Regions from separate parts of the Homo sapiens genome. Here region 2 is linked to region 1. A link is an interaction called in ENCODE POLR2A ChIA-PET data of the cell type or tissue named here. Cell type or tissue: OCI-LY7. All regions are shown on one strand. Links, peaks and the distances in the headings refer to the core of each region. The heading gives the core; the rest is flanking DNA. Region 1 has its middle 35 kb from the start of NKX2-2. Region 2 overlaps LINC01727 (long intergenic non-protein coding RNA 1727).

Region 1 (10,455 bases), core at 1,214-9,213:
CTCCCCACCCCCATTGGAGATTTTCCTTACATACTTAAGTCCAGCAAAGGTCTAATTGTTCCACAGTAGAAGGATCCCTCAGGAAGTTCTCAGTCTACTATACTTCCCAAAGTGGAATGATTCTTATGTTTCTGTATCTTTGGCTCCACATTAGGTAACACTGCAGAGTACAATATAGGGCGTATGTGTTAGATTGTACTACTGTTCAACAAATATTCACTCTCCCCTCTTTCCCAATAGGACAAGTCTCTTCCCTTTTTCATTGATGTTAGTCTTGGCTATATGACTTGCTTTTGCCAATGGGATATAAGCAGAAGTGACAAACATTTTAAATGTCCAAGCAGACATTTAAAAAAAAATTGGAATTTCTGCCAGTACTTCTGAACTCTTACCCATTGCCATAAGACAGTGTGTCCATTAACACCCCACTGTCAACATTAGACAGATCGAGACAGAAAGTTAACAAGGATATCCAGGAATTGAACTCAGCTCTGCACCAAGCCTTCCTAATAGACATCTACAGAACTTTCCACCCCAAATCAACAGAATATACATTCTTCTCAGCACCACATCACACTTATTCAAAAATTGACCACATAGTTGCAAGTAAAGCACTCCTCAGCAAATGTAATAGAACAGGAATTGTAACAAACTGTCTCTCAGACCACAGTGCAATCAAACTAGAACTCAGGATTAAGAAACTCACTCAAAACCGCTCAACTACATGGAAACTGAACAACCTGCTCCTGAATGACTACTGGGTACATAACGAAATGAAGGCAGAAATAAAGATCTTCTTTGAAACCAATAAGAACAAAGACACAACATACCAGAATCTCTGGGACACATTTAAAGCAGTGTGTGAGGGAAATTTATAGCACTAAATGCCCACAAGAGAAAGCAGGAAAGATCTAAAATTGACACCCTAACATCACAATTAAAAGAACTAGAGAAGCAAGAGCAAACACATTCAAAAGCTAGCAGAAGGAAAGAAATAACTAAGATCAGAGCAGAACTGAAGGAGACAGAGACATAAAAAACCCTTCAAAAAATCAATGAATCCAGGAGCTGGTTTTTTGAAAAGATCAACAAAATTGATAGACCGCTAGCAAGACTAATAAAGAAGAAAAGAGAGAAGAATCAAATAGACACAATAAAAAATGATAAAGGGGATATCACCACTGATGCCACAGAAATACTACCTACCATCAGAGAATACTATAAACACCTCTATGCAAATAAACTAGAAAATCTAGAAGAAATGGATAAATTCCTGGACACATACACCCTCCCAAGACTAAACCAGGAAGAAGTTGAATCTCTGAATAGACCAATAACAGGTTCTGAAATTGAGGCAATAATTAATAGTCTACCACCCAAAAAAAGTCCAGGACCAGATGGATTCACAGCCAAATTCTACCAGAGGTACAAAGAGGACCTGGCACCATTCCTTCTGAAACTATTCCAATCAATAGAAAAAGAGGGAATCCTCCCTAACTCATTTTATGAGGCCAACATCATCCTGATACCAAAGCCTGGCAGAGACACAACCAAAAAAGAGAATTTTAGACCAATATCCCTGATGAACATTGATGCAAAAATCCTCAATAAAATACTGGCAAACAGAATCCAGCAGAACATCAAGAAGCTTATCCACCATGATCAAGTTGGCTTCATCCCTGGGATGCAAGGCTGGTTCAACATACACAAATCAATAAACGTAATCCAGCATATAAACAGAACCAAAGACAAAAACCACGTGATTATCTCAATAGATGCAGAAAGGCCTTCAACAAAATTCAACAGGCCTTCATGCTAAAAACTCTCAATAAACTAGGTATTGATGGGACGTATCTCAAAATAATAAGAGCTATTTATGACAAACCCACAGCCAATATCATACTGAATCAGCAAAAACTGGAAGCATTCCCCTTGAAAACTGGCACAAGACAGAGATGCCCTCTTTCACCACTTGTATTCAACATAGTGTTGGAACTTCTGGCCAGGGCAATCAGGCAAGAGAAAGAAATAAAGTGTATTCCATTAGGAAAAGAGGAAGTGAAATTGTCCCTGTTTGCAGATGACATGATTGTGTATTTAGAAAATCCCATCGTCTCAGCCCAAAATCTCCTTAAGCTGATAAGAAATTTCAGCAAAGTCTCAGGGTACAAAATCAATGTGCAAAAATTACAAGCATTCCTTTACACCAATAACGGACAGAGAGCCAAATCATGAGTGAACTCCCATATACAATTGTTTCAAAGAGAATAAAATACCTAGGAGTCCAACTTACAAGGGATGTGAAGGACCTCTTCAAGGAGAACTACAAACCACTGCTCAACGAAATAAAAGAGGACACAAACAAATGGAAGAACATTCCATGCTCATGGATAGGAAGAATCAATATTGTGAAAATGGCCATACTGCCCAAGGTAATTTATAGATTCAATGCCATCCCCATCAAGCTACCAATGACTTTCTTCACAGAATTGGAAAAAACTACTTTAAAGTTCATGTGGAACCAAAAAAGAGCCCGCATTGCCAAGACAATCCTAAGCCAAAAGAACAAAGCTGGAGGCATCACGCTACCTGACTTCAAACTATACTACAAGGCTACAGTAACCAAAACAGCATGGTACTGGTACCAAAACAGAGATATAGACCAATGGAACAGAGTAGAGCTCTCAGAAATAATACCACACATCTACATCCATCTGATCTTTGACAGACCTGACAAAAACAACAAATGGGGAAAGGATTCCCTATTTAATAAATGGTGCTGGGAAAACTGGCTAGCCATACTTAGAAAGCTGAAACTGGATCCCTTCCTTACACCTTATACAAAAATTAATTCAAGATGGATTAAAGACTTAACTGTTAGACCTAAAACCATAAAAACCCTAGAAGAAAACCTAGGCAATACAATTCAGGCCATAGGCATGGGCAAGGACTTCATGACTAAAACACCAAAAGCAATGGCAACAAAAGCCAAAATTGACAAATGGGATCTAATTAAACTAAAGAGCTTCTGCACAGCAAAAGAAACTACCATCAGAGTGAACAGGCAACCTACAGCATGGGAGAAAATTTTTACAATCTACTCATCTGACAAAGGGCTAATATCCAGAAAGAACCTACAAAGAACTTAAACAAATTTACAAGAAAAAAATCAAACAATCCCATCAAAAAGTGGGCAAAGATATAAACAGACACTTCTCAAAAGAAGACATTTATGCAGCCAACAGACACATGAAAAAATGTTCATCATCACTGGCCATCAGAGAAATGCAAATCAAAACCACAATGAGATACCATCTCACACCAGTTAGAATGGCGATCATTAAAAAGTCAGGAAATAACAGGTGCTGGAGAGGATGTGGAGAAATAGGAACACTTTTACATTGTTGGTGGGACTGTAAACTAGTTCAACCATTGTGGAAGACAGTGTGGCAATTCCTTAAGGATCTAGAACTAGAAATACCATTTGACCCAGCCATCCCATTACTGGGCATATACCCAGAAGATTATAAATCATGCTGCTATAAAGACACATGCACACATATGTTTATTGCAGCACTATTCACAATAGCAAAGACTTGGAACCAACCCAAATGTCCATCAATGATAGACTGGATTAACAAAATGTGGCACATATACACCATGGAATACTACGCAGCCATAAAAAAGGATGAGTTCATGTCCTTTGTAGGGACATGGATGAAGCTAGAAACCATCATTCTCAGCAAACTATCACAAGGACAGAAAACCAAACACTGCATGTTCTCACTCATAGGTGGGAATTGAACAATGAGAACCCTTGGACACAGGGTGGCGAACATCACACACTGGGGCCTGTGGTGGGGTGGGGGGAGGGGGAAGGGATAGCATTAGGAGATATACCTAATGTAAATGACGAGTTAACAGGTGCAGCACACCAACAGGTCACATGTATACATATGTAACAAACCTGCACGTTGTGCACATGTACCCTAGAACTTAAAGTATAAAAAAAAAAAAAGAAAGAAAGAGTGTGTCCAGGGTAACGATTGATCCTCCATCGCAGGTCACAGAATGAAGAACAAATACCCATAACCTATAGCAGGGCCATTGCAGCTGACTCACAGATATGGGGCAAGAAAAACAAATATTTGCTTTTGTGAGCCAATGAAATTTGGGGTAATTCGTTAAGCTACATAATAACAGAGAAGATGAATAATACTGTGAAATAAAATTTGTGGGAAGCCACTGATTTGCACTCCTGCACTAAGTCTAACAGACCAAATCAATATGGTCTTCTGTTTCCTGAGACTTGGTACCCTAGACACAAAGAGGAAAGATAAAGTGAAAGGGATCCCCATTTCAGAGGATGAAATGTGTGCGTCATCAGCGTTAGCCCCAGGAGAAAATCCTGTGTGAGGAACATAGTCCAATAGACCAGAGGAATAGTAGTATCAAATATTCCATTCAAATCTTCCTTTTCTCTCCTTCGGAAATATTTGCAAGCATTTTGAGTTAGTTGTGTTTCTTTGGGAAAGAAATGCATTGCTTTAGGTCCATCCTTTGAGACAAAGTATCCCTAGCAGAATTGCTGCATATGGCGAAACAGTGATGAGATAGTCAGAGGGGAAGGATGTTGAAGTCCCATGCAAGCAGCATCAAGTCCACCAAGATGCATTTGTAGAACTTGACAGCATTCTTGGGAATTCCTAGGAATACAATATAAAAGGAACTGATGAAAGATAAGGACTTTCTGCTGAAGATGGGATTTCGTACATTATTACCAGTATTAAAGGGGAGGACGGTCCTTGAAGGGTGAAGACAGAGAACAAAGAGGTGCTTATTTATTTCTCTCTTAACTTTTTAAAAGTTTAATATTCACACACAGAAAGGACAGATATAATAAGTATATGGCAGGCCAGGCGTGGTGGTTCATGCCTGTAATCCCAGCACTTTGGGAGGCCGAGGCAATTGGATCACGAGGTCAGGAAATCGAGACCATCCTGGCTACTAAACCCCGTCTCTACTAAAAATACAAAAAATTAGCCAAGCGTAGTGGCAGGCGCCTGTAGTCCCAGCTACTCAGTAGGCTGAGGCAGGAGAATGGCATGAACCCGGGAGGCGGAGCTTGCAGTGAGCCGAGTGTGTTTTTATTTATTTATTTATTTTATTTTATTTATTTATTTTATTTTTCTCTTTATTTATTTATTTATTCATTTATTTTGAGACAGAGTCTCGTTCTGTCACCCAGGCTGGAGTGCAGTGGCGTGATCTCAGCTCACTGCAGCCTCCATCTCCCGGGTTCAAAGGATTCTTGTGCCTCAGCCTCCCGAGTAGCTGGGATTACAGGCGTGCACCACCACGACCAGCTAATTTTTGTATTTTTTTAGTAGAAACAGGGTTTCACTGTGTTGGCCAGGCTGGTCTTGAACTCCTGACCTCAAGTGATCCACCTGCCTTGGCCTCCCAAAGTGCTGGGATTACAGGCATGAGCCACCACACCTGGTCAAAAGCTTTATTCTTTTAATGGTAGCCTTTCAGATATTAACATGCACAATTATCTGTCCGTTTTTTTCCAACAATTATTCAATATGTCTCATTTCCTACAGACCACGATGACTTTAGCATACTTTATCCATTGAATACTACTCAACACTCCCTTCCTCATATTGTTATTGTTTAGAATTTGAGTTTTACCTTTTTTTTTTTTTTTTTTTTTTTTTTTTGTTTGTTTGAGACAAGAGTCTTGCTCTGTCTCCCAGGCTGGAGTGCAGTGGCGCGATCTCGGCTCACTGCAAGCTCCACCTCCCAGGTTCACGCCATTCTCCTGCCTCAGCCTCCCGAGCAGCTGGGACTACAGGCGCCCGCCACCACGCCCAGCTAATTTTTTGTATTTTTAGTAGAGACGGGGTTTCACCATGTTAGCCAGGATGGTCTCAATCTCCTGACCTTGTGATCCGCCCGTCTCGGCCTCCCAAAGTGCTGAGATTACAGGCTTGAGCCACCGTGCCCAGCCCGAGTTTTACCTTTCTTACACCCCAAAAGAGGCTTCTCTTTTTTTAGTTTTGCAGTCAATAAATAATTAATTTTACCAATTGACATAGTCACTTTTGTTTCTGATAGCCCATAATCTCCTGTGATATCTTTCTTTTTTTTTTTTTTTTTTTTTTAGATGGAGTCTCGCTCTGTCACCCAGGCTGGAGTGCAGTGGCACAGTCTCAGCACACTGCAACCTCTGCCTCCTGGGTTCAAGTGATTCTTCTGCTGCAGCCTACCGAGTAGCTGGGACTACAGGCGTGTGCCACCGTGCCTGGCTAATTTCTGTATTTTTAGTAGAGACGGGGTTTCGCCATATTGGCCAGGCTGGTCTTGAACTACTGACCTCGTGATCTGCCCACCTCAGCGCCCCAAAGTGCTGGGATTACAGACGTGAGCCACCACGTCCAGCTGGTATGTTTTTAAAAAATTTACTCAAGTGTATCCTTAAAAAAATGTTATTTTAGAGAGAATCTGAAAATAATATTTGTATGACTAAAAATATTTTTATTTTGCCTTCATTCTTGAAAGATAGGTAAATAGTTATTTTTCCCTCAACATCTTGAAGATCTTGCTCTACTGTCCTTGACATTTATTGTAGCAATGAGAACTCTGCTCAGTTTAGCCACAGTTCTGAGTGGAAAGCAGGGGATTCCCTCAACTCTGCCCTCAATACCCTTTATAAAGTAAGATAAAATTGTATCCAGTGAAATGCATAGCTCTTAAGTATATAATTGGATATGTTTTGATAAATATCTACATCTATGTAACCCCCTCCTAATGAAGATCTAAAATGTCTCTATCACTCTGGAGTCAGAACCTCAGTGCACTTTCGGATTGTTGCTTCATCCTTGCTCTTCCGTGACCTCATTATGATAGGTCTAGATGATTTATTTTTATGTATCCTTTCTGGAGTTGAAAGTACCCTTTTGACTTCAAGACAGGTGGCTTCTCTCAAATTCTGGAAAATTTTAAGCTATCACCCCTCTAAACGTTGTTCATCTTCCATGACCTCCATTCACTTCTCTATTCCCTGTTAGATGACTGTTGGAGTCATTTAGTCTATCATCTATATCTCAACTAATCTTTCATACAGAGGTGTTTCACATATGAAATGATTTTAAAGTCTCTTTCTATCTCTGTTCCACATCAGAGTGAAATCCTTTTAGCTTCCAATTCACTGATTTTTCTTCTCTTTAATTTTTTGATATAAGGAACAACATGGATTAATCTCAAAATCATTATGTTGAATGAAAAAAGCCAGACATAAAAGAACACACATTGTATGGTTCTATTTATATAAAGCTTAGAAACAGGCAAAGAGTAATCTATGAGGATAAAAGTCAGAATAGTCATTAACTCTGGTGGAAGTCTTTATGAACTGGGAAGGAACCTGAGAGACGCTTCTAGGGTAAGGTTCCATTCCATGCCAGACAGGAAATGTAGCTTGTCTGGAATGGAATGGTGGTTATACATGGGTGTTTACATATGTGAATGTTTGTAGATATATATAGTTTGTGGAGCTATACACTTAAAATTATGCACTGTATGTCAGAGGAAGGAAGAAGGAAGGAAGGGAGGGAGGGAGGGGAGATGAAAGAAAGAGAAAAGAAAAAAGTTAGGGAAGGATGGAGGGAGGAATGGAGGGAGAAAGAGAGGATGAGAGAGAGAGAAAGAAAGAACCAAACCCAGGAATATGTTATCTCTCAGCTCCTGGGGCTCCTAGGAAAGGCAGATCCAGCAGTCCATGTCCTAAATAAGCACTGAGGTGCAAAAAATGGACTAATTTGAAAACAGGAGACTGATAGGCTATTATAAAGGCACTGGGCCTCATAAATACCTCCAAAGGTAATAGCAGGGCCAAAACAGGGACATCATTTATCAAGTGGTCAGAAAGAAAACAGAATTGGTTCATTCATTTCCTATACCACCATTTGAAATTCATACTCAGTGTCACTGAATGTAAGCAACACTGACTCTGTACTAATAGTGCTCTCTTATGCTTCTCCAAGCCCACATTTGCCAGGGACTGAAATAGGTGCCATGAGATGATTTGTCGCTGCTGCTGCTGCTGTTGCTTCGGAAGCTCAGAAGCAATATGAAAGCATAGCAATAAGGATTAGGTTTGTCTGGGAATGACAGAAAACCCTAAATGACAGTAGCATTTTGTGATGCTTAATTGTATGTGTCAACTTGACTGGGATAAGGGATGCCCAGATAGCTGGCAAAACATTATTTCTGGGCTGGGCATGTCTGTGAGGGTGTTTCTGGAAAAGATTAACATTTCAATTCATAGGCTGAGTAAGGAAAATTCCTCTCACCAGTATGGGTGAGCATCATCATATTTGTCGAAGGACTGAATAGAACAAAAATATGGAGAAGGGTGAATTTGCTTCTATTTGAGCTGGAACATCCATTTTCTCCTGCTCTCCAACATTGGCATTCCCAGTTCTCAGGTCATCAGACATGGACTAGGACTTACACCTCTGGACTCGAATTGAATTATCTACCAGCTTTCCTGATTCTCCAGCTTGAAGATGACAAATCATGAGGCTAAATCACTTCTTAGCCTCCATAATCATGAACCAATTTCTATCATCTCTCTTTCTCTCTCTCTCTCTCTCTCTCTCTCTCCCTCTCTCTCTTTATATATAGATGTATGTGTATTTGTATATAGTCAGCCCTTGGCATCTGTAGCTTCAACTTCAGATTAAAAACTTTGCAAACAAAACTGCATCTCTACTGAACATGTACAGACATTTTTTCCTTGTCATTATGCCCTGAACAATACAGTTAGCAATTATTTACATAACATTTACATTTTATTAGGTATTATAAGTAATCTAAAGATGATTTAAAGTATATGGGGAAGGGGCCAGACACGGTGGCTCAAGCCTGTAATCCCAGCACTCTGGGAGGCCAAGGGGGGCAGATCACCTGAGGTCAGGAGTTCAAGACCGCCTGGCCAATATAGTGAAATCCCATCTCTACTAAAAATACAAAAATTAGCCAGGTGTGGTGGTGCATGCCTGTAGTCCCAGCTACTTGGGGGGCTAAGGCAAAAGAATCGCTTGAACTCGGGAGACGGAGGTTGCAGTGAGCTGAGATTACGCCACTGCACTCCGGTCTGGACAACAGCATCTCAAAAAAAAAAAAAAAAGTTAGATGGGAAGAGGTAAATAGGATATACATAGGTTACATGCAAATGTTATGCCGTTTTATATCAGGCACTTGAGCATCTACATATTTTGTTACCCACGGGAGGTCCAGGAACCAATCTCCTATGGATACTAAGGGACAAATGTATATATCCTATAACCAATAGGAAATGTGTGTGTGTGTGCATTTCCTATTGGTCTGTTTCTCTGGAGAACCCTGAATAATACGCTTATATAAGATAGAAATTATTTTTCTTTCTTGCAAAATAAATGTCGAGGCATACAGTTCAGGACTGGCAAGGCAGCTCTGCAAAGTCATCAGAAACCTGGCTCTCTGAAGTCGTCTGTTCTACCATCTCTAGAATGACCCTTTTTCTCATGACCCAAGATAGCAGGCAGTTGGAGGCCTAGCTGCCCACATCCACATTCCAAAGTAGCTGGAGAAGTAAGGAATAAAGATGTGCCTCCACTCTTCAAGAAATACCATATAACACTTCTGCTTTAAACTCATTGGCCAAAACCTAGTCACATGGCCTAGTCACCTAGCTGGGACACTGGAAAATGTGGCCTTTTAGTGGATAATATGTTTGTCCTAAATAAAACTAAGCTTCTATTAATATTACAGGAAGAAGGAAAGAAGAGATTGTGCTAGGCAAACAGGAGTCTTCCACAGAAGTCAATATACATGAAGAATTTATAATCATTTCCTCCACAATACACATTTTTGTACATGAATAATGAGTTAGATATATTTTTAAACACTGTTTGTGGCTGTCCATATTGAGAAAAGATGGTCATTGTTATTAAAGATGCTCATTATTGTTTTGCACTTAAAGTCAGTCTGTATAGTTGAAGCCAGGCAAATAATTGAGGCAATCAACTTGTTAACAGTATTGAGAAAATAATCTCTAGGTCTTTATGTTAGTACTCACAAAATCTTAAAAACCAAACAATGAAAAGAATTATTCAATATTTCAATACATTTTTGGATAATTTGTATCACAAAGAGCAAGACAACCCACTTACCTCAAATGAATTGAGGGATTAAAGATAAACAGTGTATGAGGAAGGCTTAATTTTCATTATTTTCCTATCATTTGAAAGAAACTTTGCCATCTACTTATATCACCTTTTCAAAACTTTTTGTGGGCAGGGTTGCTCTGACACCTAGGCCGGAGGGTAGTGGCACGCTCATAGCTCACTGCAGCCTCGACCTCTTGGGCTCAAACGATCCTCACATCTTGGCCTCCCAAAGTGCCAGGAC
Region 2 (10,455 bases), core at 1,185-9,184, 120 kb before region 1:
AGGGGAGCTGACTGAGTTCTGTTTAAGGAGCAGCCAGAATGCTGAGGGGAGGGAAAGGGAAATGGAGTCAGAGAGTGGAGTGGGAAGGGATTGGGGCTGCCTTTCTATTTCCCTGGAATTAGGGCTACCTTTCTGTTTTCCCAACAGTAATTCTAACTCAGATTTGCAACCACTTGCAGCCACTTCTGATGCTGAAATCCCTACCTCTGGCTAAGAGTAAGCACTCAATCAATATTTGCTGAATGGCTGAATGAATGAATGTGAATCCTATTGGAGTATAACCAGGTATTTCAACTGCAAAACACCCTCTATGAACTGAAGCTGGTTGCACCTTGTGAGGTGCCTGGTTGAGACATTTTGTTTTACCATAGCCATTCTGCTGTTAATAATAACCACAAACATACAATAAACCCCTATGTCTTCGATCTGAGAAAAGGATTGGAGTGTATGTAGTTATTTGAGAGATTACTTCAATAAACATGGGTAGGGGAGTGAGGAAATAAGGCAGGGAAGAGCGCCAATGAGCAAGTTAGTGCTATGAGCAATGGAGGCGCAGCCCTTCCAGCTTGGGAATTTGGGGAGACGGTGTAGAACATGAAGGTGGATTGTTGATTCACAAATTCCCATCCACCATGGTTGAGAGCTGCTTCCAGTGGATCAACGCTTTCCTTCTCCCCCCACCCCACTCCACCCAATCCCCACCTCCAGCCCTCCCTACCCACAGTAGAGCTTTCTTCCCAAGCCCCAGGAAGCCTCAGGTGGAGACGTCATATATGCTTAGGAGGAAGCCCTTGATAGTGAATGCTGAGGGGATATGAATGGGGCACTGACTGCATTTGCTACAGATTACTGAATGCCAGGCACATTGAACAATAAAAAGAAAAAGAGCTAGCTGGACTAAAAAACTGAATGAAGGCCAATATATCAAGAATATAATGAACAAGCGGGAGAATGGTAAGATTAAGCCAGAAAAGCGGTAAGAATCATGGAGGGCCCTGTCAGCCAAGTGTATTAATTGGGATTGGCTACATTATGCCAAGCAGTAACAATTGGGAGGAAGAAAAAAGAGCACAGATATCAGGAGATAGAGAAAATCTGGGAGTTATAGTGAACCCTAAGCTCAATAAAAGTTATAAAGGTAGCATGTGAGAATGGTGCCCTTAGGAGCACTTGCACATGTATGAAATGTGGGGGTCAGGGATCAGCCCTTTTGTTTTAAGCAGGCTTGGTTGAACTCTAATTGTGTCTAGATTTAGTCTTCTCACTTTCAAGTGTGTGTGGAAAAAACAGTAGAGGAGATTTGGCAAAGAGCAATGAAGAAAGTTGAGTTTGCATAACCAGCCCAGAAAAAGAAAGACAAAATAGCTGTCTACGAGCTTATTGATGTTTATTGTGAAAGGAACCCCAGCCAGAGGTTGCGTCATTCACAGGAGAAACGGTGAATAGAACCCTGAAGTCTGATTATCTCTGTCCTCAGAATCCCCATGATGCAGTCCATGCCACCTTCATCATCATCTCGGTGGTGTTCATGGTTCCCCTGCATTGGTCCAGGGTACTTCACTGGACCAACAATTCAGTTCAAACTTCCTTCAGCTTCCCCATGGAGTCATGGGAGATTTTTACGGGCTTCCCTGCCCCTAGAAGAATAAGTTGCAGCCCCTCCCCTCTAAAAGCTCTGATAGCAGGAGAAAATACCACGTTTGAGTAGTTTGGATGTTTGCTAATCTAAAGATGAGGAATTGATAAGACAGGGACATGGAACTCTTTCTGTTTTTATAATTCCATGGGCACTAAACTGTAGTCATGAGTCAGAATCCTACATTTTTCATTAAGGCTCTGTAGAGAAATCTCCAAAAAGATTTCTGTCTCCTGACTTTTTTGGTCCAGTTTCCAAATATCTTCATCAGTGGTCAGGAGGAAATAATGCAGTTTAAACAATAAGAATAATATTAGTAATAATAATCACTGTGAGCTTTCATCAAGTACTACTAAACAGCAGATGCTGTGCTGCACATCTGTTCCCATATATCTACTGTTGCATAGATAAACCACTCAAAAATTTGGTGGCTTTTTAAAAACATCATTTATTTAGTTTATGAATCTGGCATGTCAGCCTGGACCAGTGGGGAACATCATCTTTGCTTCATCTGGTGTCAACTGGGGAAGCTCAAATGGAGTCTAGGAGTTCATTTCCAGGATTCTTCAGATATGTGGCTGGTAAGTTGGTGCTGCTTGAGCGCTCAAGCAGGGTGGGAGGCCAGGATTCTCAGTTTCTTTCTTTCTTTCTTTTTTTTTTTTTTTTTTTTTTTGAGACAGAGTCTTGCTCTTGTCAACCAGGCTGGAGTGCAATGGCACAATCTCAGCTCACTGCAACCTCCGCCTCCTGAGTTCAAATGATTCTCCTGCCTCAGCCTCCTGAGTAGCTAGGATTACAGGTGCTCACCACATTTTTGTATTTTTAGTAGAGACAGGGTTTTGCCATGTTGGCCAGGCTGGTCTCGAACTCCTGACCGTATGATCCGCCCGCCTCAGCCTCCCAAAGTGCTGGGATTACAGGCATAAGCCACCGTGCCTGGCCTCTCAGTTTCTTTCTATGTGGGCCTCTCCATGAGCTGCTTGGGCTTCCTCACAATATGGTGGCTGGTTTCAAAAACAAACAGGACAAGAGGACCAGGTAAGAACTGCATCACCTTTTATGACCTAGCCGTAGATGTCACATAGTGCCATTTCCACCATACACGTGAGTTCAGATTTAAGATAGTGGAACACAGAGCTCATCTCTTGATGAGAAGAGTATCAAAATCACATTGTAAGGCAACCATGGGGATTGAAAATATTGTTGTGGCCATTTTTAGAAAACACAATCTTCCTCAGAGGCATTATTCCATTTAATTCTCATGGCATCCCTGTAAGGCAGATAGTGTTAGCCTTCCCTTTACCAATGAAGAGACAAAGAACTTTTGTTACTTGCCTCTGATCAAAGCACTATCATGTGACAGACTTAACCTAAGTTCTCTGTGGCCCCCAATCCTTCCTCCTTAAATGCTATTTTATGCCATCTTCCACAAAACAGCTACAACTTCTGACTTGGAGCGATGGAATTAGAGCCAACTCTGTCACTTAGCTTTGTGATTTTGAGTCAATTCTCCACATGTCTTTGGTTCTCAGTTGCCTTTTATATAAAATGGGAGCTAAGAATAGCTCCTTGTTAATAACTCTCTAAGTCTGTTTCATGATTAGATGAGATAACAAAAGTGAAGAGTGATGCATAGCCTAATAGGTGATCTTAAATATTTGGAAATATTAAATCTCATGTACTTAGTATTACTTAACATTCAGTAGAACTCTTAGAGTGACCACCATTCTGATAATTTCAGCTAGTACCCATCTGTATCAGTTAGGTTGACATTGGACTTCTAGTCAGAGACACAAAATAATAGTGGTCCGAAGAGATGAGCTGTTTGTTATCACTCACATTAAAGTTTGGGATTGAGCTAGGATAGAAAAGTGAAAGGTTTATGTGGACAAACAAAAATGCCTAGTGACCAAGAACCATTTACCTTCTTCATCAACCCACTGAGAAAATTTTCCAAAAGCCCTCAGATTAGGGCATGTCCTACAACCACTAAATTGAATTTGATTCAACTGGTTGGAAAGGCAAACATCAAAAATTCTCTAGCTAAGTTCAATAACTTTTAGCAAAAGCATGACCTTCAAATGTTGTTGGACATACTCTGAATAAGAAATGAGAATTATATCACAATGTAATATACATATGCTTTTAATATCAATATAAAACAATTTTATAAAATAATTCCTACACTTACCATATACAACAACCCTCATATTTTCTATTTTACTCCATTTTGTTCTAGTCTGTTCAATTTCATTAGTTAAAAAATCAAAAATGCCCATAATCCAATGAACTGATTTCACAGCCTACTAATGAATTAAGGAAATCATTTGAAAAATACTGAGCTAAGCTAGGCATGGTGGCTCACACCTGTAGTCCCAGCTACTCAGGAGGCTGAGGTGGGGAAACTAGCCCAATTGTCCCATAGAATTGATGTTCACTGGGTTTTTTTTTTTTTTTTTGGATAAACATAGAAATATACTGTCTTGGTCTTAAAGCTTGAAATGCATTTGTCTTATCTGAGTTCCTTCCTCAGAATACCAACTGTCAGACCTCCCAGATGGTATCAAGGAACTGAAACTCACCAGATCACTGCATCTAGACAATGAGACACCAGACCCCTCACTCATCATGATTGCCTAACTGACCACCTGCTTCCTGTAGACCAACTCCTCTTCCTTACCCCTCCATAATTCCTGTTTCCTACACTTAGTTACATTCCTACCCTATGATATAAATGCCCCAATTGTAGTTGGTCAGCGAGACAGATTTGAGACTAAGATTTCCTTGGCTGCAGCACCCAATTAAAGCCTTCTTCCTTGGCAATACTTGTTGTCTCAGTAATTGGCTTTCTGTGCAGCAAGCACCAGCACCTAGAATAAACTAGTGTTTTGGTAACAGCAGGAGGATCACCTGAGCCCAGGAGTGAAAGACAAGCCTGGGCAACAAAGAAAAACCCTGTTTCTTTAAAAAAAAAAAAAAAAAAGAAAGAAAGAAGGAAAGAAAGAAAGAAAGAGAAAAGAAAAAGAAAGAAAGAGAGAAAGAGAGAAAGAGAGAAAGAGAGAAAGAAAGAAAGAAAGAAAGAAAGAAAGAAAGAAAGAAAGAAAGAAAGAAAGAAAAAGAAAGAAAGGAAAGAAAAAGAAAGAAAGAAAGAGAAAAACTGAGTGGTTTTGTTTCTTATTACAGCAAACTAAAACTCACTCCCCACTTGGATTTCAGCAATACTTAGTGAATGGTGCACCTATACAATAAAGACAAGTCACACAATGATTAAAGTAGTAGAATTTTGACAATAGTTTGCTCTACCCAAATGCAAAATATATATTTTTTTCTTTTTTCTGGTCATAAAACATAGGGAACTTCCAGTTAACCCTGGAAGGTTGAACAAAAGCACTTATCAGTGCTCCTTCCTCAAACCCTTCTAAAATGATTTAAAGTGAGGTGGGGTGGGGCAGGAGGGATTAAAAAGAGACAAGGAGAATGGGAAAGTCGATTGCAGCAACAAAATTTGGGGAGGTGGTAGAGAGCTGATGAAGGAGTTGCAACAAATAATAGACTTCCTGACTTATGCACACCTGAGAAAGATAATTCTAACCTGGTCATGGGAGTGCCCAGAAGCAAAACCTCAGAACCCATGAAGTCTACAATTCTGGAGGTACCTACTCTACAGAATGGGAGCCCAGCTGGGCCTGAATTGAACATAGGGGAATTGGATGCAAACCTATGGAGGAAGATACACTTCCAGAGAGCTGCATGTCCCTCACTGTGTTAGAAGACTGAGCTTGACTCTCTTGGAAATAAAGTAGAACGTTTCTGGCCTGGGGGATACCAGGCACATGGGAGGACAGGTGTCCATACTACAAATAGTTCATTTTATGGAATTTCCATACTGAATATTGGAACCCTCAAACCTATTTACCCCCAGACTCACTGGCCAATAAATATACTGCCCAAAAGGAAATGAGAAGCTTATTCTCTGGGAAATTTGACCAACACAAGAGAAAGGACCTAGATCCTGACATCAAGAGTTCTCCTATGATGACCCGAAAAGATTACCACACAGTGGAACCCATAAGTGATAAGCCTTAACTATATGCTCAACATTTCCAATCTACTTTTCAATGCTCCACTTTTAAATTTCAGCAGACAGCTAAGGATCCCCAGACATGTAAGAAAAGCTCTAGCATGAAGTAGATCCCCCCTAAGAAAAAAACAGATCAAAGTAAATTAGAGGAAACAGAGCCCATGTAGAAAGACAAAAATTATACCAAAAAAGTATCTTTAATATTTTCAGAGAAATCAAATGAAGCTATTATATCAATGAATCTAAAACAACATTATGTAGAAAGGGAACGATCAGAGAACAAAAAATGAGCTCTTAAGAATTTAAAAATATGCTGGGCATGGTGGTACTTGCCTGTAGTCCCAGCTACTGAGGAGACTGAGCCAGGAGGACCACTTGAGTCCAGGATTTCAAGGCTGCAGTGCCCTATGTGATCCCACCTGTGAATAGCCACTGCACTCCAGCCTGGGTAGCATAGCAAGCCTCTGTCTCTTAAAAAAAATAATTAAAAATATGATAGTAGAAAAAAACTCAGAAGAAGTTTGGGAAGTATAGCTCTTCTAAAAAAAAATAAAAGAGTTAGAATTTAAATTTTAAAATACCTTTAAAATTAGAAGATCAGTCCAGGAGGGTCCATAACCAGCAATGAAAGTTCAAGAATGTAAACACAGAGAGGAGAATATTCTTTTTTAAAGTAAATAAATTAACTCAATAAGGTTTACCAGAACTGAAAGACATGAGTCTCCAGGTTGCAATCCCATATCAAATATTCTTCAAAATAGGTGAAAATAGATTTATACCAAGGCTTATTATTTGGGAATTTTAGAGTATTGGAAACAAAGAGAAGGCTCTAAACATTTCCATAAAGAAAATAAAATTGTGTATACAAAGGATTAAGAATCCTTTGTTGTTGGACTTCTCAACAACACCACCAAAGCTAGAAAAAAGTGTTTCCAACCTGAAATTCTGTATTCAGCAAGATGTCGACAAGCACAAGGATAAAATAAAGACATTTTCAAACTTTTGAGGCCAAACTTTTGTGTCTCTTTTGGGTACACTTTTGCAGAAAGCAACTTGAGAGGTGCTTCCCTACATGGATTTTACAAGTTGCTGGTGAATGGTACACCCACACAATGAAGAAAAGGCACAGAATAATTCAAGTAGTGGAATTTGAAAATATAGGTTTTTCTACCCAAATGGAAAAAAATCTTTATTTTTTTTTCTGGTCTTAAAATATGGGGAACTTCAGGTTAAACCTGGAGACCGAATGCAAGTATTGATCACTATTTCTTCCTCAAACCCTTCTAAAATGATTTAAAGGAGCGGAAATTGAAAAGAGGCAAGGAAATTGCAGGGGTGGAGGCAGTAAATCAAGAAAGAAAGATGTGAGATCCAGAGCACATTCTTTTGAGGTGAGATCCATCCCAAAAGAAAAGCAGAAAGAACCAGATGGCAGTTCAGGGAGCTTCTAGGGTGGCCGAGCAGGTCAGGAGAGAGGCCTGCAATCTTGGGACAAGAGGACGGGGACATCTAGGAGGGGTGTCATCAAGATGATGAAACTGCTCCCAAAATACTTGAATGTCCTTGAGGCAGGAGACTGGCAGGACTTATTTTTGAGTCACAACCCCGCTGATGGAAGCAGGATCTAGTCAGAACAGGATGCAGGGAAGAAGCCACCCAAAACCAGCAGACAGCAATGAAAGCAACCTCCAGTTGGCCTAACTGCTCATTACCATGAAGACACTTCCACTAGTGCCATGGCAGCTTGTAAACGCCATGGCAACAAGCCATGGCAACAGCCTGGAAGTTAACTTAAATGGTTCCTGAAACTTCCCGCCTCTTTTCCAGAAACTTCTCAATAACCCACCTCTTAATTAGCATGTGATTCAAAGTGGTATAAATACAGTTGCCAGCGTACACTGCTGATGCTGGGCACACTGCCTATGAGCCAGGCACTGCTTGTTAAAAGTTGCTTTCTCTCACCACTGACCTTGAATTCTTCCCTGGGTGAAGCAAAGAACCCTCTCATGCTAAGTCTCAATTTTGGACCTTCCCTGCCCTGCATCATCTTGAGAAGAAACAGGATCCCAGCAGAAAGCTTGAAAATGAATGAGTGATTTTCTTTTAATAACAAGCAAAAGTTTTTTAAAAAGAGACTATTACCAACTTTGGAGGAGAAGTTGTACATGAATAGAAATATAAGTCTACACAGCACATGGTGTGGCTTGGCTGCAAGTGGTATTGACCTAGAGTCATAATAATGTGCATATCTCACATTGACTAACGATATGACCACAGTGGAATGATGAGGGATGGAAGGAAGGTACGGAAGGGGTCTGAATCCTCATCTTCCACAGCAGGAAGTCAATATATAATATCTAAAACTAATCAATAACAAATAACAGTAAAACCACTCAATTTAAGATGGAGTAATAAATATCAAACCTGGCTCTGCTCTTCATTAGCTGTTACTAAATCTCTATGAACCCCAGTCTCCAATCCCTAAAACAGTGCTCTATAAGAGTTCAGAGTTGTTACCTTCTAATACTGGTGGGGGTGAGGGAGGTGACAAGGTAGAATATCTCTCTTATTACCGGCCTTATGGGACTGTATGATTTTTTAAACAATATCCCTGTATGACTTTGTATTTGTGTAAAATATATATTTAAAGAAACCATCTGCATTTATAAAATTTAAATTTAAAAACTAATAAAAGGAATTCAGGCATATGTAAAATAGAATGAAGAAGCTTTTCTGAAACTCTTACCCCCAGAGATATCAACTAACTGCTTAATATATGTTCCCTTCTGAATGCAATTAAACTAAAATGGTACCACATTAAACCATATTGTAAAAATCCATTCTTCTCAAAGAACAATATCTCTTGGATGTCTCTCTTTGTTGATACATGTGGGCAATCTCAAAAACACTATTGTGAGGACAATATTAATGACTGCCGAGCAGAGCCATTTTGGGGATTAAATGCTTATGAGACACTGAATGTGGAATCACTGTGTAAATTATAAAGCAAGATAAGTAGTGTTGGTTATAGCTATAATTATAGTTAAAAATATAGAAAATTTGATCTGCAGCCAAAGTGCTTGATTAAGTGGTGTACTCCATGATCAACAGATATTCTCATTCATCATACCCAGAGATCACAGAAATCACAGGAGAAGCTGCTGGGTTTTCAGAGTACACCTGAATTAGAGCATGCCGTGCGTTATTTAAAACCAGGAGAAACAGCCTAACAGATGTTCTAGATAATGGCTGTTTGTCATCGATATTATCTCCTTTGTCTGGGAACATGTACTCATGTTTATAGAAGCCTCTCTTGGGTTCCACATACTGCATAATGATGGAAATGATTCTTTAAAATGCAGCTGCTGGACTATATTCTTTCAACTGTGAATCTAGTGTGACCAAAACACAGCTTTGGGCTCACAAGCCAACTGGTGGGCCTGACGTGGTGCAAAAAGCAGTGTGCAACCTAGCTGTGCTCCTTCTTACCTGTTACTAAATCTCTATGAACCCCAGTCTCTTGATCCCTAAAGTGGTACTAACAAGGCTTTCCATTCAAATTTGTTATGCAGATAAGAGATAATATGCATGATGTGCCCAGCATATTGGAGGCATTTACTAAATCAAATCTATTACTAGTTTGTATGTATTTATGTGGAAGTAATGCTAGGAGATAACTTCATTTGCTTAAGCTAAAGCAGTGAAAAGAATTAATTCCTAGACCCATCAAACTGAATTTGAATTCTTCCCATATTAATTTTACGTCTGTACACCTAACGGCAACCAAAATCTATAGCAAGTAGGCCATTTACTTTGGTGTCCAACCCAGGTCTGAGTCCAGGCTCAGCAAACTTAGAAACAAGAGGCCTTGGGCAAATTACCTAATACCCTGAAGCTCAGTTTCCTCATCTGTAAAACACGGATAATAATATACACCTTAGAGTATTGTTATAAAGACATAGTGAGGGCATACTTGTAAAGTATCTATCACAGTACCTGCTTCATTTTAAGTGATCCATCAAACATAGCTATTGCTATTATAAGACTCAGATCCTCTTAATATCTCTCACTAACAGGAAGACACTACTGCAGGCATTTCCCAAGGGGAAACATACTTGCAGGCTAGTAGATATTAAAGAGTTGACATGCTTTTGTAATGAAAGAATAACAGAGGTTTCGTGTCAATATTAGTGTGCTGATGCATTATACTCCGCAGGCAATAAAAGACTGTAAGTAACTTTCTTTTCAGGCTTTAATACGTTTAAAATGAAAAGGGTCTGACAGCAAATTGTTTTTATGTTAACTAAATTAACCAAAAACAAAAGCAGCAAGAAGGAATAAAGGAAAAAGAAGTTTGTAAACCTTAGAATCTAGCCTTGACTCTGTTCTAATTCGCTGAATGACCTTGGACAGGCCCAAGTCTTTGTCTCTTTGCTTGCAAAATGAAAGTGTCCCTCTGTCCTTGCGAGAATTCAGCATTTTCTTGGAGGTCTTAGTCAATGCAATGAGATGAGGAAAAGAAGTTAAAGGTGTAAGAATGTTAAACAATGGGTCAACATTGTGATTATTTTGCAGACAATATAATTATCTACATAAAAAATTCTAGAAGATGTGCAGACTGTTAGAATTAATAAAAGAGTTCAAGAAGATTTTCATATGCAAGACACACTAAAAATTAGTAATGTTCTTTTACACCAGTAATGACCAATTCTTGGAATCAGAAAAGAAAAAATCTCTT

Evidence for each region. ChIA-PET counts read pairs that join two places held together with the same protein. Peaks named below come from ENCODE experiments on the same cell type or tissue, not always from the same donor. Only the 100,000 strongest peaks of a DNase experiment are listed, where the experiment ranks them.
Region 2: POLR2A ChIA-PET joins it to region 1 with 5 read pairs; 2 of 35 experiments call an interaction of 5 or more read pairs at or near these places.

Annotation. Positions count from the first base shown.
Region 1 is chr20:21,473,556-21,484,010 of GRCh38, reverse strand. No RefSeq gene overlaps it. Among named protein-coding and RNA genes, the nearest start is that of NKX2-2, 35 kb to the left of the region's middle. In OCI-LY7, for the core only: no CTCF peak of the experiment used is centred there; no DNase peak of the experiment used is centred there.
Region 2 is chr20:21,592,967-21,603,421 of GRCh38, reverse strand. All of the region lies in intron 1 of LINC01727 (long intergenic non-protein coding RNA 1727), which reads right to left. Among named protein-coding and RNA genes, the nearest start is that of LINC01727, 28 kb to the right of the region's middle. In OCI-LY7, for the core only: no CTCF peak of the experiment used is centred there; a DNase peak (open chromatin) is centred at 4,211; H3K27ac peaks cover 2,109 bases.